Linked DNA regions of Mus musculus: region 1 is linked to region 2. A link is a loop called in an ENCODE intact Hi-C map of the cell type or tissue named here. Cell type or tissue: heart. All regions are shown on one strand. Links, peaks and the distances in the headings refer to the core of each region. The heading gives the core; the rest is flanking DNA.

Region 1 (11,437 bases), core at 1,808-9,807, 140 kb after region 2:
TCCTTTTAAAGTTATAGGCTGAGAAATATGATAAAACATTCAGCCAGTTAAGAATTAGCCCACTAGGGCAGTAGTGGCACACGCCTTTAATTCCAGCACTTAGGAGGCAGAGGCAGGCAAATTTCTGAGTTCGAGGCCAGTCTGGTCTACAGAGCGAGTTCTAGGACAGCCAGGAAACCCTGTCTCAAAAAGAAAAAAAAAAAAAAAAAAAAAAAAGATTTGGCCCACTGAACCCAGTGTGGTGGCACCCGCCTTTGATTCTAGCCTAGCTCTCAGGAGGCAGAGGCAGGTGGAGCTCTAAGTTTAAGACCAACCTGGCCTATAGAGTGAGTTCCAGGACAGCCCAAGGCTACACAGAGAGAACCTGTCTCCAAAACCAAAAAAAAAAAAAAAAAAAAACCAAACCAAACCAAATGCCTGAGTTCCCGTTTAAAAACAACAGTGAGTTAAGGTTACCTGAGAGTGAGGCATGCTACATGCCTGTCATCGTAGTGCCCAGGAGGCAGAGGCAGAGGCTGCTGAGCTCAAGAGCCTGATCTATAGTGCATTCAGGCCAGCTAGCCATACTCAAGACTCCATGTAAGGGCCTGCCCAACAACTTCTCAGGAGCTGCCTTTCCATTAGCACCTGGCTCCAGCAGCCCTCTGAGGAAGGGCGACTAGGAACCGTTCTGTCCACTTCCCATCCATAAACAGAACTCTCATACAGTGGGGGTCTCATCACAATATAGATGGTAAGGACCCGAGCACAGTCAATCTGTCTCCTGGCTCCGAACGTGTAGCCGTTTGTCTTACACCCTCACACCAGGTGGATAAGCCAGGCTGACTTCAGGTTTTCTAATGGTGGTCAGCAAGATACACCGACAGGTATGCTAAGCCAATTAACTGAATATATGCTCAGGTAAAGTCTGCATCCCTCCTGGGTACACCATGTCTGGGTGAGAATGCCCCCGGTACCTTCACTCCTGGCAGCTAGGGGATAAGTGACACTATGCAGACCAGAGGACACCAAGCTGCTGCCTTCTTTCTCTTGAGTGGCAGCTAAGGCCTCATCTCCTAGGCAGCTGAGCTCTGGCTGCAATGACCAGTCGCCATCACTGCCCTGGTGAACATTCATTCTTAGTCAGAAAGGAAGCCTGGAAAACAAGGAATGTGTATGATTTAGATGTCAGGAAACAGGCTCCCAAGGACCTCCATGGTTTACAGTGGTTGGTAAAAGCCATCTGGAACTGGTGGATCTAGGCGGGTTTTTTACAAACTACTGCGAATCAGTGCACTTGTTATAGGGAACATTCTTTTGTTTTGTTTTGAGGTAAGGACTCTCTTCGTGGTCCTGGATGTCCTCAAACTCACAGAGATCTGCCTCCCGAGTATAGACCTTAAAAGCACATGCCAGCATGCCAGGTTATGTATTATGAATTCTACATATTAAATGGCAGAACATAATTTGGTGTCATCCATGCCACAAATCAAGAAGTAGGGAGAGTTCAATAGTCAAAAGTCTATTTATTTTTAAAAGGCATATACATGTCTACAATTATTAAGCATCAAAAAACATCATAACCATAAAGTCATACTAAAGTGAGTAGTGGTTAACACAGATGCTCAGAACTGTTGGAGATACTAAGAATAAAAGCAACAGCAAGCACACAGCTGTAGAGAGGACACCTATGACAACCTCTGCCCTAAGGCTTAGGGAACATCTCAGAAGGGGTGGAGAGAATGTAAGACTGGAAGGTGACCATCTCTGAAACAGAGTCCTCAGCCAGACACGACTGTTGTCTACATCAACAGCTATACCAAGCCAGTTAAAACGTACAGCATGGAGTGGGGAGCCGGCCACAGGCAGTATGCCCATGCTCCAGTGATGATCCCATACGTGCCATGTACCATGGGCAACTCTGTTTAGGCTCAGAAGCATAAAGCTGGGAGGGTGAGGTGTTGGAGCAGAGCTAGGGGGAGTTACAGGAAAAGAATGGGAGTGAATCTGATCAAGATACATTGTAAACATGAATGAATTTTTGAAAGACTATATAAAAATAATAACAAAAAGAAGCTGTAGAGATGCACAGTTGAGAGTGCATCCCACTCTTACAGAGGACCCAAATTTGCTTTGCACATTGACTGGCTGGCTCTTCTGTGACTATCTCTGATGCCCTCTTCTGGCACCCACAGGTTCCTGCACTTATGTATACACACACACACACACACACACACACACACACGCACGCACACACCAGCAAGTATACTTAATTTAAATAAGTTAATAAATCAAGCAAACATTGACTTGCACTGTTTAGTAAGTTCTTTTTACCTTCTCTTTTCCACCTTCTAATTCTTACACCCGCCCCTAAATGCCACCATAAAACCACAGTGGCTATATAGCTTACCATATTACCTTTCCCCACTAGCATCCTACAATTCCTTTGAGGTACACATACACACACACACACACACACACACACACACGGTAGTCCTCTAGACTGATGAGGAAAACCAAAGCAAGCCTGACTCCTATGCTTTCCTCTCAGAAAACAGACACTTTAGACACAATTGCCCAGAAGCCAGCCTCACGGCCTGGGAGACGTCTGCTTGTTGAGGGAAGGATCCTGTAAAATAGTGTAAGACCCTGTCCTATAGCCTGTGTTTCCAGTGGGGAGCCTGAAGAAAGAATTCCAACAGGAATGGTAGGCTCTCTGGTAAGGAGAGGCAGTTATCACCCTAGGTTTTTAGGTACAAAGGCACCATCAGGGCAAGCGAGTACACACGGCTGTGTTCTGATGAGCTTGCCTATAGACATGGATGTAAGTAAACAGTACAGAAGAGCTCAACAACTCCATCCACACAGCTGACCCAAGACTGCACAACAGCATTTTCAAGGGTTCTCGGATACCTGGTTAGAGCTGAATTTGAGCATGCGCACCACCACCTCCTACCTTTAAGTGCACAGACTCTAGAGCCCTGCTCTCCAGGACAGTGTAACAGAAAGTGGCTATAAAATAATTAACCTGGGTGGTTTTTTCTTTTTGGGTTTTGTGGGGTTTTTTTTAAGGAAATCACAACAGGATGTAGGAAATATTTTCAGCTGAATGACAAAACATAACACAGGCAAGCTTGCATTAGGATAAACCACAGAACAGAGAACAATCTATAGCTTTCCCATTCGAAAAGAACCAAGAAAGACAACAAATACCCTTCTCAATGCTAAAGACTATATAAGAAAAGAAATAAGGGTAGAAACTGAAGAAAAAGAAAACGATCCAGTGCGGTCCCACACCAGAACCCCAGCACTTCCGAGCAGAAGGATCTCAAATCCCAGGCAAGCCTTGAACACAGTGAGGTCCTGTCTCAAAAAGAGAAAACAAAACCAGACCAGGTGGGGCGGAGGGGGCTGGACGAGTGCTTACTTAACAGGAACAGCCCAAAGCCCAGCCCCAACCCCCGGCACCACAGACAACAAAATTCAGAGCTGAGAAATCCAGGGGGCTCAGCAGGTAAAGGCCCAAGCTAACAACCTGAGCCTGATACCAGAACCCACGGAGGAAATAACCTGCAAGCTGTCCTCTGACCTCCGCATGCAGACTGTGACGAGAGTGTGCATGTGCCACCCCCCACAAAAGAAATGTAATAAACAACTTCATTTAAAAAAAAAAATCAGAGCCGGTTGTAGTGGCACACGCCTTTAATCCCAGCACTTGGGAGGCAGAGGCAGGTGGATTTCTGAGTTTGAGGCCAGCCTGGTCTACAGAGTGAGTTCCAGGACAGCCAGGGCTATACAGAGAAACCCTGTCTCAAAAAACCAAAAAAAAAAAAAACAATACTGAAACAAGAAGTTAGCTTTTAAAAACAGATGAAGAAAATCTAAATGCTCTCTGAAACTAATCAAGAAAAAAAGTGTTAACGGTTACACAACTTGTGGCTCAGATGGTTCTGTTGCCTAAGAGCACTGGCTGCTCTTGCAGAGGACCCAGGTTCTGTTCCCAGCACCCACATGGCAGCTCAGAGGTCTGCAACTCCTGTTCCAAGGGACGGGATGACCTCCTCTCAAGAGAAGAGCATACATATGATAAAGGCATAGAATACCACAACTCCCCAAAACCAACCAACCAGCTAGGATCCTAATAAACCTGGTCACCACGAGAGTAGCTCAAGTTACTCAAGACAGCGGCGTCAAAGGTTCTGGACACTGCTCATACAGGTAACTTCTACAACCCAACCGTTAGTATTAATCTTTTCTAAAGTGAATCTCTTACAGCCAGTGCGCTTCTAACCTCTCAGGTTTTTGTAAGCCAGCCATCTGCCCGCTCTTACTTCTCCTTCCCCGACCCGTTCAAGCTTCTGATTTATCTCAGCACTCTCATCACCGTGGTTTACAGTTAGAACGCACAGTTCCTTCAACTTCCATGAGACACTGGCACTATGGTCATATCAGAGTCTCTCTGTTTTCTCTGCCTTGTTATTTCTCCGCTCTGCACCACCTTCTTGCGGAAGCATTTAAAAGGTAATAGAGCAGGAAGGGCAGCAGGCTAGACCAGGAATCCTCCTCCTACCATCTCAGACTCTTGTGTTTGGATGTGGGGAAGAGGGGAAAAGAGTATGGCGTACACTAAGGGACAAACCTAGTACCTCCCACACATGCAGAGCAGGCGCCCTGCCACTGAGTTACATCCCCAGCCTACCTCCCAGTCACTACCTGAAAGATGAGAGGACTGAGCTAGGTAAACTTACAACGTGCTCCCTTATCCTCTAAGCTTCTCATTTCAAGGACTCCGACTTTCCCATCTTAAATCATTTAACATCATCCAAACAGTTCCCTCAGTTTCTCACTCCAATTAGCCATGGAGGTGTGGGGAGACCCCATGTGTGGCAGGTGGGAAACACAAAACAAGTCAGGAAACTCAGCATTACAGAAAGGCACACTGTTTTTGTACGTCATCTACAACAACAACAAAACCATCAATAAGTAGCCAGACATCCAAAGCCACCAAAGCCAAGAAAAACGCCAAACCCTCATGGCTACCTTTAATATCCCTGTGGAGTCTCAAGAGACATCAAGATGTAGAAAACACCTTTGGCAGATGTGGAGGTCATCCAACCCTCATTTCTGCCAGACAGCAAGGGAATTCTGAGCCACGCTTGGGATACTGTCTCTAACATGCCTTACTTCAGTTGTACTGTGTAAGCTAGGCATCATTCAGATATTCTGTAGCTAGTGAATTGATACCCACAACTAAAAGCCCATAAATACTACTGATGCTGGCACATCCCAGGGAATCAGAGACCCCCCAGGCTCCGGGCACTCCCTGGCTGATACCATGAGAAGGAAAGCAGAGAGCTGAGGTGGGAGCCAAGACCTAATGACATGCTCAAGCTCCCACGATCCTACCAACAGGCTCCTGAGAGAAACAAGGTGGGTTAGCCTGATCCACGCCATCTTTCTCCCACCCAGGCAATAACAGGATATGGATAAAAAGCCATTTCCTGCTCTCATGTAAGGGCTCCAGAAAGCACTATCCTTTCTCACACAGCCTTCCGAATCAGGGCTTCTTGACTCCCGACTGATTACGGACAGGAGAGGAGTAAGTCAACAGAAAGAAAAGGACATGAGACAGTATTTACAGTCCTCAGGCCAAGCTAATCTTGGTTTCCTAAGGTCCGGTTCCTGGCTTACCAAGGCGGCCCAAGCGGGGTGGTTGCCTGCCAGCACTAGTAGACTCAGGGGTCCACCCTAGATTTCTAGAATTAATTTCTGGGAGCCGTGCTAGCGACCTGCAAAACGCGTTTGAGAACTGCTACTTTAAGATTTTGTTTTTGTTCCTCTGGAGTGGGGTTGACGTTCTAATTCAAGGTTCGTCACAACTAATATTATTCCAACATTCTGTTTGGGAGATCATTTAAAAAGAAATCTCAAATTTCTAGGTAAACAATTGTCTATCAGCAAACAGACACCGTGAAAGAGCTTGGTTGGTCAGAGTTCCTGGCCTGTCTGTTAGTTCGTTTGCTGAATTCTCACTTAAAAGATTAGATTTACTTCTAAATAGTAAATCAGCCCAATCCAGGAATGTTCAGAAAGAATGACAAATTCCCACAAAGGGGAGGAGGTGTCCTCATGGCGCAAGCCTGACGACACTGTCTGCTATAAAAAGTTCTTATATGCAAGAAAAAAATCTCCCAGTTCTGCACTAAGCATGGGATGACAACAGAGGGGCGACAGGACCGACAGAAGATTCCAGAGGTTCTGGGAAAGCGCGACCAACCTTCCCCAGCCTGGGCTACCGGTGGCCCTGCGTGGTTGGTCGGCAGCCTCGCCCGGCTTCTCCTTTCTCCCCAGGCCGGGGAGGAGCCCGCACGGGGCCTCTCAGGCCGCAGCGTCGCGCCCGCCGCCATCATCAGCCCGCGCCATCACCTGCCCGCTCGCCCGCCCACCCTGTCACTCGGCACTCACCGGCCGCTTGCTGCCGCGCTCTCCGACACCGAGCCCCGAAGCCACCTCCAAGCTCCGGCCACCGCGCGCCCCCGCCCTGGCCGCGGATCCCCGGTTGAGTCACCCGGCCCTTCAAAACAAGAGCCCCGCCCACCGCGGGGCATGCCGGGAAGGCCGCGCGGCTCGCCCCGCCCCCGCCGCGGACTCCGCCATAGGCCGGGGCCTCGCCTGCCTGCCCGGCCGGCCGGGAACTGGGGCTCTTCGCCAGGGCGGCCCAGTAACGCGCGCCGCCGCCGCTTGCGCTCCATCACCCAAGGGGCTCAGACAGGAAAGCGAGCTGCAGGCTCGAAGGTGAAAGAGGCTGGGTCGCCCCGGAACGCGTGATGCTCACGGAAAGATGAGCCTATCGCCTTTGTGTGGCGGATGGATATGAACTGCAGCCCAAAGACAGAAAAACATCAACAACAACAAAACAAGATAAAAGAGAAAACAAAAACTTCCCCCCAACTCTTGAGTTTCACGGAACAATCTGCGATAGCAAACAAGATTCTACAGGTTTCATGTTACCTGGAAGCAAACTATTAGAAAGCTGGTTGCCTTGCTTCCTGTGAACCGCACAAGGGAACCTGAGAGGAGGAACCTGGCTCCATCTCTCAGGGTCACGGGGACTTGTGGCTTTTGTACTTAAGAAAGTTATCAGACCAGTTGATTACACCATCACAATGATTGCACAGACTTCTAGTTTTGGGTGTTTCGTTCTATTGGGGGTTTGCTTGTTTTAACCTTTATTTCCCTTCTCCCTCCTCCCTGGCTCTCCACTCTTAATACATGGGGTGTTCTTTGTTTTTTGAGACAGTCTCCTTTATCCCAGTATGGCCTTGCACCTCTGATCCGACCTTCACCATGTGAGTGATGGATAGGGTTACAGACAAGCCCTACCGTAGCCGAATTATGAAGGGCTCTGGTGTAACCCAGGGCTTCATGCACCCTAGGCCATTATTCTACCAGTTGAGCTACGTCTCCAGGTCCGAGTTCATTTTATTGAGATGTGACGCCGCAGCCCATGTTGAATTTGCTGTGTAGCCAAGGATGGCTTTGGACTCCTCATCCTCCTGTCCCTGTCTCCCAAGTGCTGACATTATTCTACTTTAAAACTGCTGCTGAGCACTAAATAAACTAATAAAACCACGCAAAAAAATATAGGGAATACCTGTGTGCACAGCATTAATCCTAGCACTTGGGAGGTAGAGGCAGGAGGATCAGGAAATCGAGGTCCCCCTTATTTGGCTTATGTTGCTTCTGGGGGGGGGAGGGGAGGAGGGGGACGGGTCTACCTTGCCCAGTTTCCCCCATACCACCTGTCACTAAGGGAAGTCAGGGAATCCAGTCAGGAAACTGGGTCTACAAAGTGAATTCCAGAACAGCCAGGGCTACACAGAGGAAACCATGTCTCAAAACAAACCAAATACGACCACCAACACAGTAATGTCACAAAAAAGCCAACACAGTAATGAGATCATGTGCTGGCATCTCTGGGCCTTGGAACTACAGAGAACATACCCACTGATTAAAATTTCATTCCAAAAGTTTCCTCTTCTAATCCTGTGCCCCTGTGCAGTCTCCATACCCACGGTGGAACTACTGCCTTTCTTGTTCTGAATACAGGACAATCAACTTCCTCTTTCTTTCATTTCCAAGCTCCCCTCACCCATCCTGAGCCAACACTTAATACTTGTTATCCATCGCCCAGAGGGGATCCAAGATAGCACATACTTAACTAATAGTGAAGAGTAAAAGGGTTGTCTTTTGATTAAATATCATTAAATCAGACATGACACCGATTTTGGATGAATATCAATTATAGGAGGCATATGAGAAATGTGTATTAATGTCGACTTTTGTCACTTTAATTTAACTGTATCCTCAGTCAGGCTGAGTTCTGAGTTCCAGGCCTGCCTGGTCTACAGAGTGAGTTCCAGGACAGCCAGGGCTACACAGAGAAACCCGGTCTTGAAAAACAAAGAAACAAATTTAAGTGTATCCTCAAATATCTGAACTAGGTTCATCATCTGAGACTGTAACCCTTCCTAAAGACAGATTGGCAGGCCTGGAACTTTCATTGTTCATAATGGCTAATTTGAAAAGTAGCACAAGTCCATTCAATTAATGGGGTTAGTACATTTCCTAAAATATTGCACCTGCTGCTGGTAAATACTATAGAACACTGAGATTTCTTCATGATGTTTTACAGCCCTTAAAACTTCTCACCAACCAAGGACGGAAGGTTTAATCATGCAGATTTACACATAAGGAAAACAAGACATAAATAAGTAGTGTTCAAGGCTATTACACTACTGGGCAGTGTTTATAGGATGCACAGGCAGGTCACCTGACCCCAGCTCAATACCCTTGCTTCCTGGGGAACTCCTCTACAATCCTAATAAGTAGAGACTTCTCTTGTTAGTTAGAGAGAAAGAGAGAGTCTCACTCTATAACTTGGCTGGCTTGGAACTTAACTTTGTAGCTTATGCTGGATTCATACCTGTGGCAATCCTCCTGCCTCAAGCCCCTGATTACTAAATTTACACACGTTCACCACTATGCTCAGCCGGTAAAGTGCACACTGCTCAATCATGGGAACCTGGGTTTGGATCTGTACAGAGCCAGGTGCGTCGATCAGCATATGCTGTGCCCTAGCTCTAGAGATGAGAAGACCCCTGGGGCTTGCTGGCCACATAGTCTGGTTAGGTTACTTAAAGAGAGAAATAAATGCAATAAGAAGAAAACCAAGGGCTGGTGAGATGGCTCAGTGGGTAAGAGCACACGACTGCTCTTCCGAAGGTCCAGAGTTCAAATCCCAGCAACCACATGGTGGCTCACAACCATCCGTAACAAGATCTGACTCCCTCTTCTGGTGTGTCTGAAGACAGCTACAGTGTACTTACATATAATAATAAATAAATCTTTAAAAAAAAAAAGAAAAAAGAAAACCAAGTTGCCAGGTTGGTGGTGGCACACACTTTTAATACAAGCATGCAGGAGGCAGAGGTAGGCAGATTTCTGTGAGTTCAAGGTTAGCCTGGTCTACACAGAGAAAATCTGTCTTGAGAAAGAGAAAGAAAAGAAACGTTAAGGCCGGTGAGATGCCTTGGCTGAAGACACTTGCTACAAAGCCATGTATCTAGGGTTCAGTCCTTGGGACCCTCATGATGGAAAGAGAAATCCAGTTTTAGACTTGCTCTCTGACCTCCTACAATGAACACACACAGAGTAAATAAATGTAAATTTAAAAATTGAAAGAGGGGGCCGGAGAGATGGCTCAGCGGTTAAGAGCACTGACTGCTCTTCCAGAGGTCCTGAGTTCAATTCCCAGCAACCACATGGTGGCTCACAGCCATCTGTAATGGGATCTGATGCCCTCTTCTGGTGTGTCTAAAGACAGCTACAGTGTACTCACATACATAAAATAAATAAATCTTCAAAAAAAGAAAAAGAAAAACACTCATTCAAAAGATACTACATAGTGCATACACATTTTTAAAATCTAATACTTTATTCATTATTATCCATGTGGGTGGGTTGTGTTTTAAGGCAGGGATATGGTGTGCCACGGCTTGGATATGAATGTCAGATGACAGCTTGCAGAAGTTGATTCATTCTCTCCTTCCACCATGGGTTCCAAGGATCAAATATCATCAGCCTTGCTCAGCAAGCACCCGACACTCTGCAGCATTCGGCTGGCCCCGTTCCCAGTGATGTTATTCTATTTGGATATTCTGTCCTTTCAGAAAAGTGGGTGGGGATTTAGGTGTGTTTGGCAGGCAAGATAGAATAACAAAGTATAATAAGATCAGTCTCACCTGTAATCCCAGCATGAAACAGGCTAAGGCAGGAATTAAAACAGGTTCAGGACCAGCCTAGGCTACAGGATGAAATTCTGTTTCAAAAGATAAATGAAGCCAGCAGTGGTGATGTGCAATGGTAATCCCAGAACTCAGGAGACAGAGGCATGTGGATCTCTGAGTTCAATGGCTAGCTCAGTCTATATGGCAAATGCCAGGAGAGTATTGACTACACAGTGAGACCCTGTCAAGAGAGAGTGAGAGCAAGGGAGAGAGCTGGAGAGATAGTTGAGCAATCATGAGCTGACTGCTCTTACAGAGGACCGAGGTAGAAATCCACAGATGGTCCCTTGGAGCATCCAGAATCAAGCTAAAATCTGCAAGCCAGAGTCCTGTAGGGAGTAGAAGGGGGAAGCCAGAAAAATGGGAACAAGATGGTAATGCGGGCTGCCTGCAGGAACAGAAGCCTCTCTCTCTCCTTACCCTGGTTGCTAGTTCACAGACACACTGGAGTCCCAGGCCATGTGTGTGTCACCTACAATGGTTCATGTCTGTGAATACACAGCTCTTATTCTCTCTCTCTCAAAAAATTCTTTTAGATTTATTTATCTTATATATAATATACACTATTGCTATTTCAGACACACCAGAAAAGGACAACCGATTCCATTACAGATGGTTGTGAGTCACCATGTGGTTGCTGGGAATTGAATTCATGATCTCTGGAAGAGCCGTCAGTGCTCTTAACCAATGAGCCACCTCTCCAGCCCCAGTTCTTATTCTCAAACCCAATATTAGATACTGGGAAGGGTTTTGTTTCCTTATTATGAATCTTTCTATTTTAAGTCGATTGTAGCTTTATATGCTCTTTAAAAGACTTATTTATTTATTTATTTATTTAAAAAATTCCTTTTCTTTTTTATTTTATGTGTATGGGTGTTTGCCTACATATATGTCTATGTGCTAGGTACCTGCAGTGCCTTCAGAGGCCAGAAGAGGGCATCAGATGCCCTGAAACTGGAGTTAAGGCCAATCGTGAACCACCACGTGGGTGCTGGGAACTGAACTAGGGTCCTCTGGAAGAGCAGCACGGTGCTTTTAACCGCTGAGCCATCTCTCCAGCCCCTGCTTTATATGAGCTTCAATAGGCTTCACTCAAAGAGAAAAATTAT
Region 2 (11,437 bases), core at 1,056-9,055:
CCAGAGTCTAAGGGACATGTGGCTCATCGTGGGGAAAAGCCACAGCCACAGGGCACAACACCTCCTGGTCAGAGGGACAGGGCTCTAGAGAGGGTAGATCCCCCAACGCCCAGAGTTAGTTATAGGAAGTTGTCATTTCCGGTGCTGGGAATCAGGCCCTCAGCAAGAGTAAGTGCCCTCATCTGCTGAGCCATCTCTTCAGCCCGGCTCCCTTCTTAGAGCTCTACTGCCAATCACCACACTATCCTGGGCATTTCGGTCACTGCAGAGAAAAATGCCTGGATCATATGAACATCAACTGTTCCTCTGAGCCCCACGAGGTCCCACGCCTATGGAATGGCTTGGTGGTGGGGAAGGGCTGGAATGTTCTCTGTAAAGGCCATCCTCAAATGGTGGCCTCTCCTCTCCAGGCCTCTTGCAGGATCTTTCTCCTTCTCTGCTCCTGTCCTTACCTGTCAGGCTGGTCTGCCTCCGTTTTCGGCCCTGAGATGTTCCGGGCCCACCCGGGGAATCTTCAGGCCGCTCAGACACCAGAGTGCAAGACAGCGACAAGGCCACGTGGTCCTCCGGAGCTGGCCCCTGCAGCAGGGCAGAGGAAGTACTGGGCCTCTTGTCCCCTCCCAGGTCGTCACGGCTGCGGGACCCAGGGCTCAGGTAGACCTTGGGCAGCCCTAGGCTCCGAACGCGCTCCCAGACGAAGTTGCCCTCCAGCGGCGTCTCCGTGACGAAGTCAAAGTTCCACCGTTCTCGGGCCTCCTGGAGACAGCCCGCCATGAGCGCATCGCAATCACGGCGCAACTGCTCACTGTCCACGGGACCGAAGAGACAACGGCACACTTTGCTCCTGTGCGGAACAGGTCGGACATCACCAGGATTGGACATGGTGCCTGTGGCTGAAACACAAGAAGGACCCGGGTCACTATGGAAACTACCCCATCACAGTCTTCAGGCTCCCTCTGGTCCTTGCAGGTGCTTTTCCACCACACCATGAGACTAAGGTGGGTGTTGAGTTCAGCCAGCCCTGCACCCCAAGGTCACGGGTGATGTCCACAGAAGTAGGAGTCACCGTCCTGTTTACCCCAGGAATTCTATTAGCCAAAATCAATGTGCTAACGTGTTCTTCATGGGTGTGAACATCCCAAATACGTGTGAATTGCTAGGTCCAGTGGTCTCCCTACCCTGCTGTCTTGGTGATTAACTCCATCAGGCCAATCAAAAGTACCCTGGACAGCCGGGCGTGGTGGCACACGCCTTTAATCCCAGCACTCGGGAGGCAGAGGCAGGCGGATTTCTGAGTTCGAGGCCAGCCTGGTCTACAAAGTGAGTTCCAGGACAGCCAGGGCTATACAGAGACATCCTGTCTCAAAAAAAAAAAAAAAAAAAAAAAAAAAAAAAAAAAAAAGTGCCCTGGACTTTGGGATACTACACATAAACTGTATAGCATTAGTGCTGCTACTTGGCACCAGTTTTAAAAAGTGACTCCATGTCTCCAGCCTCTGTTTCTTAGCCAGTGTGGTTGTGGCAGCATACTCGCGAGGCTGGCATGGTGGCTGGGAGAGAGGCGCGAGAATGCCGGAGCTAGACTGCCCAGATCAGAATCAAGGCTTTGCTGGGTGACCCCGAATAAGTACCCTAACATCTCTGGGCTCCCTATTTGAGAATGAACTAAGTTAACATAGGCAATCCTGAGAAACAGAAGCCATGAGCGTGCCTCTCTGCCCCTAATTCTGACAGAGCCTCCTCCCTGCCCCTCCCTCCCTCCCACTGTCACTGACAGGTGCTCCAGGCTGGAGGCCTTTCCAAAGGACGCTGGCAGGCAGTAGCCTGGGAGGAGGCAGCAGCCTGGGAGGAGGCAGTAGCCTGGGAGGAGGCAGCAGCCTGGGGGGAGGCAGTAGCCTGGGGGGAGGCAGCAGCCTGGGGGGAGGCAGTAGCCTGGGGGAGAGGAGAGTCTGAAGGGGTGGAGCGGGGTTAAGGCTCTCTCCCAGGCTGAGCCACATCCTGCCAGGCAGATCAGGTAATCTGGAGTCTAGACACCTCCCAGCCCCAGACGTGCCTATAGCCTGTGCCCAAGGAACCCGTTTTACAGGCACTGAAAAAAAAAAAAAAGTTAAAGGTGTTGGTTTACCTGGCTCCTCTCCAGGAAAGAGGGATACCTGAGTGGCCCATCCTGACTCCAAGACTAGGGGATGCAGCTTCTAAGGAGGGCCTTTGAGCTTGCAAGGTGAGCCCCAGTGGCTTCCTGAGGCAAGACCCCCTGGGCTCTTACCACATACACTACCACACACATACACACGCCCAGCTCCTTAAGACCTCAGGGTGAGTTTGCCCACAGCTGGAAGAGAGAAGGGGGTACCCAGACTATGATTCAAGGTAGGAAGCCAGAAGAGATGAAGCGTCTGGGGCCCCGATGGTAAAGCCTGGGCCTTGTGCTAAGCAAGGAGCTCTCTATAAAACTGGGTGTGGCGGCACACACCTGTAATCGCTGGAGGCAGAGGTAGGGAAAGAAGTTCAGGGTCTACCTTGGCTACTACATAGGGAACGTGGCCAGCATTGTGGCTTCCATAAATAAGTAAAACAGCCAATTCCCAAAACACAGCACTCGGGAGGCAGAGGCAAAATGTCTGTGAGTTGAAGGCCATCCTGGTGTGCATAGTGAGAGCCTGGCTAAACACCAACCAACCGAAACACAGGTCTAACAAGGATTCCCACTGCCCGCAAAAGGATTCTCAAGGTGCAGACCTCAGAGGCCTAAAGGACCTCAGATGGCCTCTGCCTACAGGTAGAGCTTGGGGCCTATTCACATCCTTTAGTACAACTCAGTCATCCTCCTGCCTCTGCCTCTAGTGTGCTGGGATTGCAGTTGTAAGCCACCAAAAGCTATCGTTAATAGATGGCAATATCACATTCTTTTACGGCAGAGCTAATCCAGGTTCAGAATGTGTGTCCAAAGGCACAGGGCTCACAAGCGGGGTTTGAATTCAGACCCTTTTGGTCTAGTATTGATCATTCTCTCGTCTTCTCACCTTGAGGGGCATGACCAGAGGACTCCATTAAAATCAGCTGGAAAAGCTTTTTTATTAAATATAGACTGAGCTCCATGTTATGGGGAGAGTCTTTAATCCCAGCACTCCACCAGAGGCACGTGATCCTTATGAGTTCCAGGCCACTGGGCCAGCCTGTCTATATAGTACTGGTAGCTGGGGCCATTTTGTAAGCTTGTCTCTCTGTCTCTGTCTCTCTTTCACACACACACAGAGACAGAGAGAGAGATCTATATAGATATAGAAATATAGATTGGCTCATTTCCCCAGACAAACTGAGCCGAAAAACAAGTTTGGTGCCCTTCCCCAGACGGTAGCTCACAGGGGCCAGAGGAAGGAAGGGAAGACACCAATGGACTCGGCTAAGGCTGGATAGTCCCCAGTTTTTCATAGCTGAAGATAAGACCAGGAACCCAAGAGGGGCACGATCTCCACCTTGTCTCTCAAGGGCCACGCCTCCCTAATAGTCCGCTAGCACACCCTGCTAAAATCACTTGTATCTGGCCATCAGGCATATTTTAATTCCCTTTAAGCCGCGGTGGGGGTGGCAGAAGCCCGTGGTGCCACCCGCGCCTAGCCGGCCTTGCAGTCCTCACTGATGCCGGTAGGGGGCGCTGTGCACTCAGGAAATGGCGCTCGGTAGGCGGCGCGTAGGCCGAGCAAGGAGTGGTGAGTCAGTTTCCTGCCCGGCGCTGCCCGCCCGCCAAAACTGCTTGGGCACCGGAGCTGCGCGTCACCCTGGGGTGGAGAGAGGAGAGGAAAGGAGGGGGACCCCGGGCCACAAAACACGTCACGATGAGCCCAGGCTTCCTAAATTCCCGCCTATGTTGGGAAACCAGACTGAGCGCGCGCGCGCGCACGCATACACACACACACACACACGCACGTACACAGACACACACACACACACACATACGCACGCACGCACACACGCACGCACGGACACTCGAGAGCAAAGAAAGTGCTCTTAGCTCTGGCCCCCTCCACCTTGATCTCCACGCCCAAAGCACGCGATGAGTCAGATCCCTGGAAAATAAAAATAGATGAGGGCGAGGACAACAAAAAACCGCCTGAGTGTCCTCTCTGAAACGCGACGTAGGGGACAGAGGAAGCTGCCAGCGCGCCCCCAAATGCCAAACCCAAGCCCAAAGTATTTCCCGCACGACCAGGGTGCAAGTGTAGCCCTTGTCCCCGGAGGTTCCGAGTGGAATGGATGTGCCCTAGTGGGCGCACTCAGCCTGGTCACCTTCCTACACTGGGTGTGGACTGGGTCGAGGGCCCCAGCCCCGGGGCGTCTGATGTACGGCACCCGTAAGCCTCACTCCGCGAGGATACCGGCCGCTCTACAGTGCGGGCTCCTCTCGCGCCCCACGGTCACTGGTCCGGGTCGTGGTGGGCGCGGTGGGTGGGACCCTTTGCGCTTCCCGGGCTGGCAGGGTGGACAGGACCCGCCCAGACTCCCTGTCCCCGAGGGCGCGCCGCCGAGCGGGGACCGGACACCGCGTCCTGGACCTCCCCGTGTCCCGGGTTCCCTGGGAACATACTGTGCCCGCCAAATAGGTCACTGTGCCGCGCGGGGGAGGGGACGGGGCAGGAACGAGGCTGTACCCGGGCAGGGAAAGGGGCTTCTGGGCTGCCACTGACCCATCCCCAGTTGTGGCGCGATTCTGGTCTCAATCCAGTGCCCGGGGTCTCCTTGTCACAATGAGTCACCTCCTCGCCTGTCCTCTAGGACGTGCCCAGGCACGATCCCGAGGGCGGAGGACACAGCTCGCGCTGACCTCAGAGCCCAGTGGGGTGGTGGCTACCGCGAAACAGGGCACTTGGTTCACAAGGACCGGGGATCCGGCGGCACCCATGGGATCGGAGAACCGCTCTGCGCTAAGCTCTAGATAGACTCGCCGAAGCTTGTCACAACCGCCACCCAGGACCCATCTCGGGGCACCGTGAGCTTCATTCTCACGCTTTGGGCGAGCCGCACCTGGAATCCCTAGAAACATTGGCAACCAGAAGCGAGCTCCCGGTAGCCGATCCCCGCCAGCCATCGCTCGGACCCGGTCTCCAAGGACTGGAAGAGTGGCTGCCATCCGTGGTCCTGGAGTTCAGACTCTGTATGCCGAGTCCGCGACATAGCCTGACCCTCGTCACACTCCAACAAACGAAGCCTTCAGCCACCACGGACGCTCAGACCCACACCCGTCATCCACCTGCCGCGGACACACCTGTGACTCTGGCGGGCACGCACAAATACACATATACACACACAGGTGATCCACTCATCACCACACACACACACACACACACACACACACACTTCTGGGGACACCCACTGGGCTCAGCGCATTGCTACGGGGAAGAACTATTGTTCCCTGCCACGAAGCTCTCACCTCTGAATGTCTGGATATCGCTGTGGATCTGCGCCTGACTCCAATTCCCCTAGACTCTGACACCGCGGCGGCTCACACCTCTCGGCTGCTGCAGTTGGCGTCGAGCTGCCTCCTTATAGCGTCGGCCCAGGCCCCGCCCCCTCAGAGGCAGGACCAACCCACTCCTTCACCGATCCCGGGGACTCGCTGGCCCGCCCTCCCCTCTGGGAATCTAAGCCCGCGCCAGACAGCTAGAACCGGCGCGCGTTAAGAGGGCGCGCCCTCCCCTCCCCCACACCTGGGCTATTCTCTTGTCACGCAGCGCACCAGCAGAGCCACATACATCTATGAACAACAGTACAGTTAGAGCTGAGTGAGTGTTTATGGGTCTGTCCCTGACCAACTGTGGGAAGGACTAACTCTTTTCCAGATCACTGATATTAGTAAATAAAATCCTGGGTTTCGGGAGGTGGGTCTGTTGGTACAGTGTTTGCCTAACTTGCTGGAAGTGAAGCCCTGGGTTGGAGCTCCAGGGCCCCATAAACTGGGCATGCGGGGTCACGTCTGTAATAACAGCGCCCAGTGGGGGGTGAGGAGGGGGAAATAGGCATTCAAGGTCGTTTTGACAGCTACCTATTCCGATGGAGACCAACTTGAAATATGTGACACTGTTTCAAATATAAATAAATTGATCATTTGAGTATGATAGCAAAAGCCTGGAATCCTATACTTGGGAGATTGAGGCACGAGGGGCGTTACAGGTTCAAGACCAGCCTGGGCTATCCATTGAGACCCTCTCAAAAACAAAACAAGCCCATAAATAATAAAAAATAGTTTAAAATCCCAAGAAGTCCCACTATGTCTGGAGATTTTTTTCCCCCTCCTCCCAGAAGCCCCTCGGACATCGGGTCCAGAACGCGATCATTTCCTCCCTGTCTCACAGACGAGGAAAGCAGTTCCACAGAAGGAAAGGATGCTGTCAACCGCCTCAGAAATCGGGGAGATTGAGTCCAGTTCTCAGACCACGGACTACCAAGAAAAACAGCCGCCAGGCTCCTTACCTCCCCTCTCCCCTCTTCAGAAGCCAGCATGTGAACATTTCTCACACCATAATACATCCTGCAAGTGAGAGCATCAAGACCTGACTGGGACCACACTAATGGCTACCTGCTGACCTCTGGCAAGCTGCCCAGAGTACTCTGCTTGCAGATTTCTTTCTCTGGGTCCAAAATGAGGGAAATGTCTAATACTCCCCCTCCCAAGATCCAGACAGTCCACTAAAATGACATTGATAAAGGACAATTCTAGAAACATCTACGGATGTTCCTGACAGACATAGCAGTAAGACATTCTCCGTTCCCACCTTCCTCCATGTCTCTAGTCAGTTTTATTTCCTTCTGTTTGGGGTCTTTTGAGACGAGGCCTCGCTATGTAGCCCAGGGTGGCCCTCATATTCAAGGCAATCTTCCTGCCTTAACTTCCTTGCTTAGAGTTAAGACTACAGGTCTGAGCCATCACACCCAGCAGAAGGGGGTTTTCTTCAGTCTTGTTACACGATCCAGCCTGGTCACATGGGCTACATAGCAAGACCACCATCTCAGCTAAGCATAGAGGTACATGCCTGAAATCACGGTACTTGGGAGGCAGGGGGGATTTGGAGCTCAAGGCTAGCCTGAGCTATCTGAGATCACCATGCATCCAAAAAGGGATGTAGCTCCGTTAATATAGCGCTTGCCTAACATGTATGAAGCCAGGAGTTGGATCCCTAGTAAGGCATCATCTAGATGATAGCGGCATACATCTGTAATCCCGGCACTCAGGAGACAGAAACAGGAGGACCAATAATTCATCAAGGTTACATGACATCCTGCCTCTAAAACAAAAACAAATTCCTCTCTCTCTCAAAACAAACACAAACAAAAATTTTAAATAAAGCAGAGACTGGAGTCTTAGTTTGAACGGATATCTTTAGTTAAAAGATCAAAATCCTGCTTTGGAGAAGCTGTGAGTTCTGACATCTGCTCTCCGATGTCTAGAGATCGCTGCCCAGACATGCCCAGTCTTCCTCCTCGGATTTAGCTGACCTAGACAGGCCTCCTCTTCTGTGATGGGGGGTGGAAGTCTGGGAAGGGCTTGGCCACCTTCCCAACCCCCCTCAAAAGCCTCATCCTGTTCAGAAACACAGTTGAAGGACCCCCTTCAGACCCCCAAACCAGGACAGACATAATGGCCACTCCCACAATGCCCCAGCTCCTGAACGGTCCAGTCCCTGCATCCAAGTCGTCCATCCCAGGGCTGGGCTGTCAGGGGCCAGCACAGGATGTCAAAACTGCCCAAATCCCCTTGGCCTCCAGGCTTCTCAGATAGAAGTGACATTGTCTGTCTGTTTACTTTGGGAGAAAACAGCTTGAATAAAGGCTTATACTGAACTGCTGAGTGCTGTGACCTCCTGTGCCTTTACCCTACTGGTGTTGGAGAGATTTATTTTAAACAACTTCTGGCTTCCCAGAGCACCACAAAAGTACTCAACAAATATTTATTAAGTCTGGGACTACTCAGTCTTTCTAACAAACATTCTTGGCCTTGCACTTGAATGTATAGTCAGGCACACCATTGCACGTGAATGTATACTCAGAAACATGGTTGGAGGAGCCCTCCAGACCCCAAAATGACAAAGTGACAAAATGACTACATACAGTACCTGACACATACACACCCCAGGCACACACACACAGATGCACAAAAGCATCCTTCACCTGATACATGTCACAAGATACATACCACCTTTTATTCTGCTGGCAAAGTGGGACGTCCTTAATTATCTGGGGTCTCTGTCTCCATTCATGCTCCTCCTCACCCCACAGCTGGTAGTTGGGTATCATCAGGTCTCCACCACCCTGCACTGAAGCAGCCCCACCTCTTCAATTCCAGGGCTGAACATGTCAAGACATGTTCCTGAAGGCCAGAAAGCTAGTCCCCACCCAGGACTGAACAGACCCAGGCCTGCTGAGCTCCGATTTTGCTGCTGGTCTCCGAGAGGCAACAGCCAGGGATGGGAGGACTGATGCAGCCTTGCAAGGTATCCTCTGGGGCTGATAGAAAGGAAATCCAAGGGACCAAGGGAGATATAAGGAAGACTCCATGTTAGCTGTTGCTGCTACCCAGGAAGGAAGAGGAAGTGTGGACGCCAAAATCACCACTTCCCAGAAAAGGACAGGGGAGTACCAAAGAGGGACTGTCAGATTTCAGAAGAAGTCACCTCCACACAAACTCCCAAGAAATTCGACCACAAAACAAAGAGAGAATAGAAAATGGTCTAAGCACGAGGGTCAGGATAGAGCTTTTCATATCCCTGAGAAATCAGAACTGACATTTCTAAAACTTCTCCAGTCTCAGCTCCATCATTAGAAATGTATTCCTTTGAGGCTCAGCTGGTAAAGTTGTTTGCCTTGCAAGTATAGAACCCAAGTTGAAATCCCATCACCCACAGGAAAGAGCCAGGCTTGGCTGCATGCTCTTGTAATACACACACACACACATACACACACACACCACACTCACATACACCACACACACACATACATATATACAGACTTACACAAACATGCACACACATTCACACATGCATGCACACACCACACACATAGGCCCACACACACATATAGACTCACACAAACACACACACACACACACACACACACACACACACACACGCACGCACGCACAGGCACACATGAGGCACTGGAAGCAGGAGACTAGAAGGGACTTCCTGGCCAGTGCACCTAACCTGGTCAGTGAGCTCCAGGCTCTAGCAGACCCTCAAAAACACAAGGTGGTAGCCAGACCAGCTGACGAGATAGTTCAGTGAATGCCACATTTAGGGTTTCTGTTGCTATGAGAAAACAGTGACCAAAAGTGTCTTAGAAAGGAAAAGGTTAATTTCACCTTCCACTTTCAGGTCACAAACCAGCACTGAGGAAAGCCAGGGCAGGAACCTGGAAGGCAGGGACTTTAGAGGAACATTGGTTACTGGCTTGCTTTTCATGGGTCCCTCAGCTCCTTTTTTTCTTATAGGACTCAGGTTCACTTGCTTCGGGGTGATAGATAGTGAGCCAGGTCCTAACCATTAACCAAGGGAAGGACCCACAGACAGACGTGCCTTCAGGCCAAGCCCATGGTAGCCATTCCTCAACTGAGGCTCCCTTGTCCCAGGTGGCTCAAGTTTGGATTGACAGGAAAATAAAACAAAATAGCCAGGCGAGGTGGCACAAGCCTTTAATCCCAGCACTTGGGAGGCAGAGGCAGGCGGATTTCTGAGTTCAAGGCCAGCCTGGTCTACAAAGTGAGTTCCAGGACAGCCAGAGCTACACAGAGGAACCCTGTCTCCAAAAACCAAAAAAATAAAACAAACATCACAAGGTTACTTCTCCATTGTCTATCACAAATAAATTCTGGGACACTCTGCTCCACACACAGGGTCTCTCAGGGGTCCAGGCTGACAGCAGCTCTACCATAGTGTAGTGACACCATCGGTCTGTGAATTCTTGCTTTTGCCCTAACTGTAGAGAAGGCTGGTTTCATGGGTTGGAGTCAATCATGTAATCTTGTCTAACCTCCACTGAGAGGGAGGGGGGAACTGTAAGTGAGCCCTGGAGAAGGGGAAGGCCCTTGCTGTCTAGGTCGTGTGTGATTCAGTGATCGATTGATTCATTGAAGATTGATTGATTGATTTTTGTTTTTTTTTTTTCAACACATGTTTTCTCTGGCTGTCCTAGAACTCACTCTGTAGACCAGGCTGGCCTTGAATTCAGAGAGATTCTCCTGCCTCTGCCTCCTGAGTGCTGGGATTAAAGGCATGTACTAGCACGGCCCAGCCAATGGTTGCTTTAAATAGTTTTACATAAGATCCAAGAGTTCAGTGTATAACAGGAAAGACAGACGGGTATAGTCTACTTTCCATTCTGGACAGTAAAAGGTTATGGTATTGTTTCTGTAAACAAACGAAGGAAACAATGGATGTGTGAATAAGTAAGCAAGAGTGTACAGGGCCTTGAGCAGCCCATAAACATCCATGAGCTTCAGGCCTCAAAGGTACAAAGATGAGTACACATGGATTTCTCCCTCAGGGCTTGCTCCCAGGGTACCACAGCAGGACAGTGGCTCCCAGCCACAGGCTTGCTTTCTAGGAAATGAAGGAGGCCTCACCTCAGAAGGGCATGCAGGGTGGTTTGAGAAAAAATGGGCCCCAGTGGCTTATATGCTTGAATATTTTTTTTAAAGATTTATTTATTTATTATATGTAAGTACACTGTAGCTGTCTTCAGACATTCCAGAAGAGGGTGTCAGATCTTGTTACAGATGGTTGTGAGCCACCATATGGTTGCTGGGATTTGAACTCCGGACCTTCAGAAGAGCAGTCGGGTGCTCTTACCCACTGAGCCATCTCTCCAGCCCATGCTTGAATATTTGGTCTCCAGTTGGGGGAACTGTTTGGGAAGGATTAGGGGGTTTGACCTTGTGGGAGGAGGTGTGTCACTGTGTGCCAGCTTTGAGGTTTCAGAAACCCACACTGGTCCCCATTTGCTCTCTGTCTGTCTCAAGGTTGTGACTCGCATAGGTGAGCTCTCAGCTACTTCTCCATGGCCTTGTCTGCTGCTTTGCTGCCACAGTTCCCTCCATGATGGTCATGGACTCTAGCCTTCTGAAACTGTAAGCCCCAGTAAACTTTTCTTCTATAAGTAGCCTTGGACATGGTGTCTTACTGCAGCGACAGAAAAGTAACGAAGGCAAGCATGCAGGGTGGGTAGTGAAGGGTCTTGTACGACAGGCAGGGAGCATATTAGAGGAGGAAAGAGTTGGTCAGGAAGCATGGGTTCAGGAAGAGGAAATGACTTGTGGACAGGTAGATGATGTATATGTGTGTGTGTGTGTGTGTGTGTGTGTGTGTGTATTTATTTATTTATATGTGTGTATACATATGTATATATGTGTGTATATGTGTATATGTATATATGAGTATGTGTATGTATG

What was found. A loop is a pair of places that touch in the nucleus more often than their neighbours do. Peaks named below come from ENCODE experiments on the same cell type or tissue, not always from the same donor. Only the 100,000 strongest peaks of a DNase experiment are listed, where the experiment ranks them.
Region 1: a loop joins it to region 2, with 9 times the contacts of the local background. A loop is called at or near these places in 1 of 42 quality-filtered maps.

What each region holds. Positions count from the first base shown.
Region 1 is chr17:28,947,577-28,959,013 of GRCm38, reverse strand. It overlaps Kctd20 (potassium channel tetramerisation domain containing 20), which reads right to left and starts at 6,578. Exons shown (of 8, transcript NM_001356300.1): 1 at 6,445-6,578; 2 at 957-1,135. The coding sequence starts at 1,116. In heart, for the core only: a CTCF peak has its summit at 6,764; DNase peaks (open chromatin) are centred at 5,443, 5,503 and 6,593; H3K4me3 peaks cover 2,863 bases; H3K27ac peaks cover 3,168 bases.
Region 2 is chr17:29,087,853-29,099,289 of GRCm38, reverse strand. Cdkn1a (cyclin-dependent kinase inhibitor 1A (P21)) reads right to left here and starts at 5,521. Exons shown (of 3, transcript NM_007669.5): 1 at 5,429-5,521; 2 at 453-893. The coding sequence starts at 882. In heart, for the core only: a CTCF peak has its summit at 4,318; DNase peaks (open chromatin) are centred at 3,759, 4,559 and 5,639; H3K4me3 peaks cover 3,101 bases; H3K27ac peaks cover 2,685 bases; H3K27me3 peaks cover 1,365 bases.